2 separate regions of the Homo sapiens genome follow, and region 1 is linked to region 2. A link is a loop called in an ENCODE intact Hi-C map of the cell type or tissue named here. Cell type or tissue: PC-3. All regions are shown on one strand. Region 1 overlaps ARAP2 (ArfGAP with RhoGAP domain, ankyrin repeat and PH domain 2). Region 2 has its middle 200 kb from the start of ARAP2.

Region 1 (4,000 bases), 130 kb after region 2:
TAAAAATGTTTACTTATCAAAAGATGGAGAGGGGTTCAGCCTTAATGCTTTAATTTTTAAGGAGAATATACTCATTTCTCATGTATATGGAAATGCTTCTAATTCACTGACTTCATCAGATGCCCTTTTTTTGCACCTCTCTGTAACTCCTGTACAACCTATTATTGCACTGACCTCACCATCCATCATATATTCTGGTCTTGTTTGACTTTTCCTCTTGGAAGACAAGACTTGTGTCCTTCTCAGTAAACCCATCATTTTTAGTGTGCCTGACATGGTATACAATGTTTATTGAAAGCATACCCTGAAACTCCTGGGCAACTAAATTATTCAATGAAAGAATCCTTAGGCTATTTCTAAAAGTTCACAAGTCAGAAAATTTCTCTTCAACCTAGACTTTAAAAAGGAAGTTTGTAGAGTGGTTAAGAAGCTAGAATTAGAGTTATACTGTTCCGGTTTTAAACTCAACTCTGCATTATAAACTGTAATTCCTAGACCTATTACTTAATCCTCATTTTCCTCATCTACAAAACATAGACAAAAATGTCTTCCTCCTATATTTGTGGTGAAGATTAAAAGGAAATGTCTACTGTACCTGGTACTCAGCAAACAGTATTCATTATGCTTTTCACACTCAATTCCTAATACTAAGGCAATAATTTCATGTACATTTTCACTAATCAGAAAGTGTTAATAAAACTTTTAAAATATTTATCTTATTCCTAGAGAATAACAGAAACTCAGACAGTTTAATGTGAGCAATGAAACTAATCATTTGAACTCTATGCAAGTCTATCAGGTCTTGCTATCAGGTCTATGCAAGTATAAACTGAATACCTTAGTTAATTTGGCAGAGTAACTTCCATACAGATACATGCAAATTATGTATTTTTAACCTCCATTCCAATAAGAAAAGTTGTAATCATCTTATTTTGTAGACTGAAATGTTCATATTCAATTTGTATACATTATTAAACTATGCTTGAGGAATATGCTAACTACCCACATTATTAATAAGCCAAGAGTGCTTGATGATGCCTTCAACTGTTAATTGGCTAAGACATCTTCTCCTCCAAAATATTTAATGTGTAAGTTCACACTAAAGTTCAGAGGATGCCTATAGTTAATTGTTCTGAAACTACTATTTGTTTTGATATTCCTATTTTTCTTATAAAAAATAGTCAGCATTTATATTCCACCTTACTATAACCCATAATGATGTATCATAAAATGAGTTCATCTTAGATCAGCTATCCAAAGTGCACAGTTCAATTCCACAATTACTAAGCATCTAATATATTCTAGGCTGAAGGATTTTAAAAGGAGTTCTTCCAAAAAAAAAGGGGTAAAGAATTATATATTATACATATTAAAAACATATACATATTAAAAACAAGGAATTTTAGAAAAAAGAAAGTCTACAGAATCAAACAAAGCTAACAGGATTTGTTAAAATTTTAGTTTACCATCAGACTCATCAAAACATTTAAATACTCTATTGAGTCCTTTGACATTAATCAAATTTAGTAAACCAATAATTTTAATCGATTTTATTTATGTAGATGTGCGTGTATAGCTAGATGTATGTATGTATGTGCACTTGAATTTGTACTTATATAGACGTGTGTGTGTATACATATATACCTTACATACATCTGTTCAAAATAAAACAGACCAATAATATTCTGTAAACTCAAGCAAATATGTTACCTGTGCTTACCCTATAATTTTCTATCACAAAAAATAAAAGCAGCACAGGGTGCAGAACTGGTCCTATTTCATCAACAGCTGTAAGGGTTCATTGGTCCTTAATTGTTCTCTCATGTAGTCGTACAATGTCATTTCAACTAAATAAGACTTTTCAAAAATTATTTTCAATAATTTTACTTCCTCAATACCACAAAAGGTGATGTCCAGTTTCAAGTTTGATGGAGGTACTTTCTTGCTGGTGGAGACACCAAGAAAATTCAACAAAATCACTATTTCTTTGGTATATTTAGTGGAGTACACAATGCTAAAACAAGACTCTATAAGTAAAATCACTAATAATCCTTCCAAACAAAACATAGTTGTTACTATAATAAAATAGCAGCAATTTGCAATGACTATAACAGAGCTCACCTGTTCGTTTTTGCAAAGCCACACACTGTTTCCACTTAACACAGTAAAAATTTTTGCCTTATAGCCTCTCAATTCAAGATATCCACATTTCTCAGGTGTAACAACAGCTTGAGACTGCGAGGTAAGGGATTGTGATTTCAGTGCATTTAATAGTATGCTGATCCAGTCATTTCTCTCCTCTGAAAATGAAGACAGGAGAAAATACATAAATCCACATATAAGTTACATAGACACAGAAACGTCAAGAAGAAATCCATGCCCTTTGCAACACATAAGTGACAGATTCTTTCCCACAACCACAATCTAAATGCTACTGTAAACAGAGCCAATGACTCAATTCTTTGAGGGAAAAGGAGTAACAATATCCAGTTGTCTTGAAATCAGTTCCACTGGCTTTACCTGAGAGTTTATTAGAAATGCAAAATCTCAGGCCCTACTCCAGATCTGATGAATCACAGGCTGTATTTTAAAAAGAACTGCAGATGCTCTGTATCCCTGTTAATATCTGAGAAGCCCTCTTTTAGATCACTCATGAGATTAGATTTTCTTTTAATAGAAGAATGTGATATTGCTACCCAACAATTAACAGATTGTATGTGGCAAGTCAGTTACTCAAAGACCCCGAAAATCCTACTTCCAATCACTTGGAACCTGCTCTAGAGTATGCCTGCTTCAGTGTCACTTACCCATTCCACTCTCACCACAGTAAATAACAATAGCATTTCACCTGGCAAATTAAAATTTGGTTCTCCTACTCCTTCCACAAAAGCTAAGTGACCTTCAATTATGAACAATGCACTGTGTTACAGGCATAGGAATTCGATCTAGTCCCCAAGGAGCAATTAAAGCTATAAGTCAAGCAAGATTTGAACACATAATGGAACACAGTAGTATAAACGTCATATAAATGGTATGAAATAATATATGAGTCAATTGAGATAAGTGATTTGCTGAAGGTCATATAGCAAGTTAGTATTAAAGTGAGGAGAATCAAATGTTTTAACTCTCGAACAACTTTTCTTGAAACTATGGGGGTAAAAAAGAGGTATATGTGGTAGATCTTGAGGATGAAGAGCAATTCAAAAGACTAAACTGGAATTTGGAAGAGGGAAGAGAATAGGATTTTGAGCAGAGGTTACCAGAAGAACAAAGGCAGAAAAACCAACATCCATTCAGGGATTAATTTATCAATGAATACATTTATAACTCTGAACTCACACGAAAAAAATGGGAAATATGACCAGGGAATTCATACTGCCTGTTTAGGAATGTTGTCTTTATTACAGAGGCAAAAGAAAACCATTTCACCATTTTTAGCAATAAAAAGACATTATAATAATACAGACAATGACAGGTAGACCATACTGGAAGCCTGAAGATCAGGGACCAGGCAATGAAGGCTTAAAATACTGTGAAAATTGAAATACAATGACTAATGAGGAATTAAGGCATTTAGGAGAGTGAAAAAAATTAGTTGTATACATATGATGGGTGTTGATAAGAAAAACAAATTACTCAGAATAAAAGGTAACGTGGCATCAGAAATTGGCCAGGCGAAGAAGGAGAATCCAATTAGTTAACAGAACAACCTCAGGTTTTCAGTGCCGTGGCATGCGCATCCACGCAGACTCATAGCACTATGTGAACAACAGTAACCTGTACGTAAGAAGACCCATGGAAATGAATTAACATAGAGTGTAAAAGGAGAAGAAACTGGCAAACCTTGAGGTACAACTATATCTATAAGGCTGGAAATTGGGCTACCAGAACATATGGAGAAGTAGTTATCAAAGCAAAAGGAAATAAAGCAAAACATACTGAATCACGAGTAGTAAAAGCTTTCACAGGATGAAGGAGGAAGAGAAAGCAGAGCCCAGTT
Region 2 (4,000 bases):
CTCATTGCAACCTCTGCCTCCCAGGTTCAAGCAATTCTCCTGCCTCAGCCTACCAAGTAACTGGGATTACAGGTGCCCACTACCATGCCTGACTAATTTTTGTATTTTTAGTAGAGACAAGGTTTCTCCATGTTGGCCAGGCTGGTCTCAAACTCCTGACCTCAGGTGATCTGCCCACATTGGCCTCCCAAAGTGCTGGGATTACAGGTGTGAGCCACCCCACCTGCACTCTCTTTAAATGTTTTTATGTACTACCATGTGCAGACACCTATTTCTTCCTGGCTTTACAGTCTAATCATACCCATGGTTAAGTAGCTTTACCATGCTAACAAAGACATCCCTAGTTTTCCCCCAAATAAAATAATTGTAAGTTTGATCAGCTAATTTTCACTAATATGAAAAAACTGAAGAAAAACTCAGAGAACTGCATTTTTCTTCCCATACTTCACTTATGTAGTTTAACTAGGGTCTTCTGAAAATTGCCCTGTCTATGTCTCAACATTTAAACAGGAACTTTAGTCAAGATATCGGGGCAACATTCCCAGAAGTTTAGTTAGCCAACGGTGTTTGGACTTTGAGATTGCAAGTAACAGAAAACATTTTCTAAATTTATAACAAGAATGCACATAAATTTGCCAGAAGCTAAAGGCATACAGTTTGAAGATGAAGCAAATTGTCTAAAGCTGGGTACAATGACACGTGTCTGTTGCCTCCGCTATATAATTTCAGAAACTCAGAAGGCTATGTGAGGATCATGTAAACCCAGGAGTTCGAGGCTGTAGTGCCCTGTGATCGTGTTTGTGAAGAGCCACCTCACTCTGGGGCTGGGACATGTAGGAAGACCATGAGAAAGAAAAATAAAGAAAAGAAAGAAGAGAAGAGAAGGGAAGGGAAGGGAAGGGAAGGGAAGGGAAGGGGAGGGGAGGGGAGGGGGGAGGGGAGGGGGGAGGGGAAGGGAAGGGAAAAAGGGAAAGGAAAAAGGGAGAGGGAAAGAGAAAGAAAAAGAGAAAGAAAGAGAGAAAGAAGGAAAGAAAGAATTGAATTGTCTGAGATACGTATTTCAAGTAATTAGTGAATATATGATATTTGAGGTAATGCTTCTGGATGACATAACTCAGGAAATGCGCACCAGTATGGAAGAGAAGCACTCAGAGGAATAAGCAAATGAACATTTCGTGGTTTATGTTTACATTTATTTAGCATGTAGTGTCCCGTTTACCAAGTGAAAAAGGATGTGGAAAGAGTGATCATAAACCACCGATGTCAAAGGCCACTGAATAAATGAGTTATCCAAGGTATGAGAATTAGACAATTTATTTGGCAAACTAGAGGCCATTCATGATCTCGATTAGAAGTAGTTTGTTTCTTTGGTGGTGATGGGTCTGATTAGAGAAACTTCAAGAGAAAAATGGAAGTAAACAAGACACTGTAAAGAGGATTTTAAAAGTGGTTTGCTATTGAGATATTGGGAGGTAGCAGCAGTAGAATATGGTGTCAAGAGAGGGAGTTTGTGTTTTTCTGTCATTTCTTTTTTAGGTTAAGATGGAAGCTATTATAACATATTTGTATGCTGGTGATAATTGGCTATTCACTTGCTGAAACTGGACCTTTACCTCACCCCATATATAAGAATCAACTTAAAAGAGATTAAAAACTTAAGTATATGACCTGAAACTGTAGAGGAAAACATAGCAGAAAAGCTCCATGGCATTGGTCTGGGCAATGATTTCTTGGATAAAACCCCAAAAGCACAGGCAACAAAATAAAAATGGAACAGACAAATGAGACTAGATAAAACTAAAAAGGTTTTGTATAGCAAAGTAAACAATTAACAGGATGAAGAGACAATCTATAGAACAGGGGAAAATATTTTCAAATTATGCATCTGATAAGGGGATAAATTCAAAATATTTAACAAACTCAAACTACTCAATAACAAGGAAATAACCCTGCTAAAAAAAAAATGACCAAAGAACCTGAATAGACATTTCTCAAAAGAAGATATAGAAATGGCGAACAATAATATTAAAAAAAAGTGCTCAACATCACTAATCATCAGGGGAATACAAAGTAAAACCACAACAAGTTTTCAACTCATCATACCTGTTAGAATGGCTATCATAAAAAAGATGTGTTGGTGAGCGTGTAGAGGAAAGGAAACAATATATATTGCAGGTAGGTATGGAAATTAATACAGACATTGTGGAAAACAGTATGGAGTTTCCTTAAAAAACTATAAACAAAACTATCATGGTATCCAGCAATCCCAGTTCTGGGTATATATCCAAATAAATTGACATCAGTATGTTGAAGAGCTATCTGCACTCCCAAATTCATCACAGCATTATTCACAGTAGCCAAGCTATAGAAACAATTTAAATATCCATCAGTGGATAAGTGGGTAAAAAAACATGGTATATATTCACAATGGAATACCATTCAGCCTTTAAAAAGGAGGAAATTTTGTCCTTTACAACATCATGTATAATCTAGAGGGCATTATGCTCAGGGAAGTAACTTAGGCACAGATAGATAAGTACCATGTAATATTACTTACATGTGGAATATAAAAAAGTTGAATTCATAGAAATACAGAGTGGAATGGTGGTTATCAGAGGCTGGGGGGTTGGAAAGAATGAGGAAAGAGGAAATGTGAGACAAATGGTACAAAGTTTCAGTTAGGTAAGAAGAGTAAATTCTTCTAGTCATCAATTACACAGGATGGCAACTATAGGTCATAATAATGTATTGTATATTTCAAAATTGTTAAAAGAATCGATTTTAAATGTTCTCACCACAAGGAATGTATAAATATGTGAGGTGATAGATATGCTAATTAGACTGATTTGATCATTCTAAAACATATACATGCATCATAACATCACATTGTACCCCAAAAAGATATGCAATTATTGACAATGATCAAATTAAATAAATAAATAAATACAGAAAAAACTCAAAATGAATGGAAAATTTATAAAGTAAGAGAGGGGGATAAGAGGGGGACAATTGTCAGAGAAGTTTACCTATAAGGAAATTAAGATACAAAGCATTGAGAAACTTACCCATTTCCATAGCTGTTAAGTTTTAGAGCTTCAGTAAAATTTCAGAATGCCTCACTCCAGAGATTCCTTTGTTAATTTCTACTCTATGTTGTCTTTTCCTGAGTAGAGGAGGGAATAATTAACCAGGTCATTGTAAACTAGGCATATATTGCAAAATATATTCATTGTACCAGCCTATAGGTAAGTGAGCTCCTGACCAGTATTCTCTCTCTCTCTCTGTTTTGAGACAGGGTCTTGCTCTGTCACCCAGGCTGGAGTACAGTGGTGCAGTCACAGCTCACTGCAGCTCCACTTCCTGGACTGAAACAACAATACTCAGCCTCTTGAGTATCTGGGACTACAGGCTCATGCCACAATGGCTGGCTAATTTTGTTATTTATTGTTGTTTTTTGTACAGATAAGGTCTCACTATATTGTCCTGGCCAGTCTCAAGCTCCTGGGCTCAAGGAATCCTCCCACTTCAGTCTCCCAAAGTATTGGGATTACAGCTGTGAGCCACTGCACCTGGCCTATAGGTGCAGTGAGCCACTGCACCTGGCATATAGGAATTTTAATGGGCATAAAATTCCTATATGGATGTTAAAAAAAGTTCTAATGCAGACCACAGAAAGAATCTATTTTGAAGTGCTGTAGAAAATTAAAGGCTATCATCCCCAAAAGTTGTATGTAAGAGGAGCAGGCAGCAGAGCTAACCAGAGCCCTGGCCTACAAGCCTAAGCAAAAGCACTCACCCATCACAATAGGAAGGCAGAACAAGGAAACCAAGAAGTGTAAGCTTTTCTTTTCTTTTCTGTCCAGGCCAGAGTAGAGCAAGTTCACCAAGTTCAGCAAAATCTCCAAAACAGTGACAGTGAGACACATTGTTACCCACCTCATTAGGACAGGAAGATAACTTCATTAGATAGAAATATGTGAACAAAACATGTTTAAATCAT

Evidence for each region. Hi-C counts contacts between places; a loop is a spot of excess contacts. Peaks named below come from ENCODE experiments on the same cell type or tissue, not always from the same donor. Only the 100,000 strongest peaks of a DNase experiment are listed, where the experiment ranks them.
Region 1: it touches region 2 in a loop (2.4-fold over the local background); 1 of 110 quality-filtered maps calls a loop at or near these places.

What each region holds. Positions count from the first base shown.
Region 1 is chr4:36,175,706-36,179,705 of GRCh38, forward strand. It overlaps ARAP2 (ArfGAP with RhoGAP domain, ankyrin repeat and PH domain 2), which reads right to left. Exons shown (of 33, transcript NM_015230.4): 9 at 2,122-2,300. Among named protein-coding and RNA genes, the nearest start is that of ARAP2, 67 kb to the right of the region's middle. In PC-3, no CTCF peak of the experiment used is centred here; a DNase peak (open chromatin) is centred at 2,466; H3K27ac peaks cover 864 bases.
Region 2 is chr4:36,042,914-36,046,913 of GRCh38, forward strand. It overlaps a transcript of ARAP2 not described here. Among named protein-coding and RNA genes, the nearest start is that of ARAP2, 200 kb to the right of the region's middle. In PC-3, no CTCF peak of the experiment used is centred here; no DNase peak of the experiment used is centred here.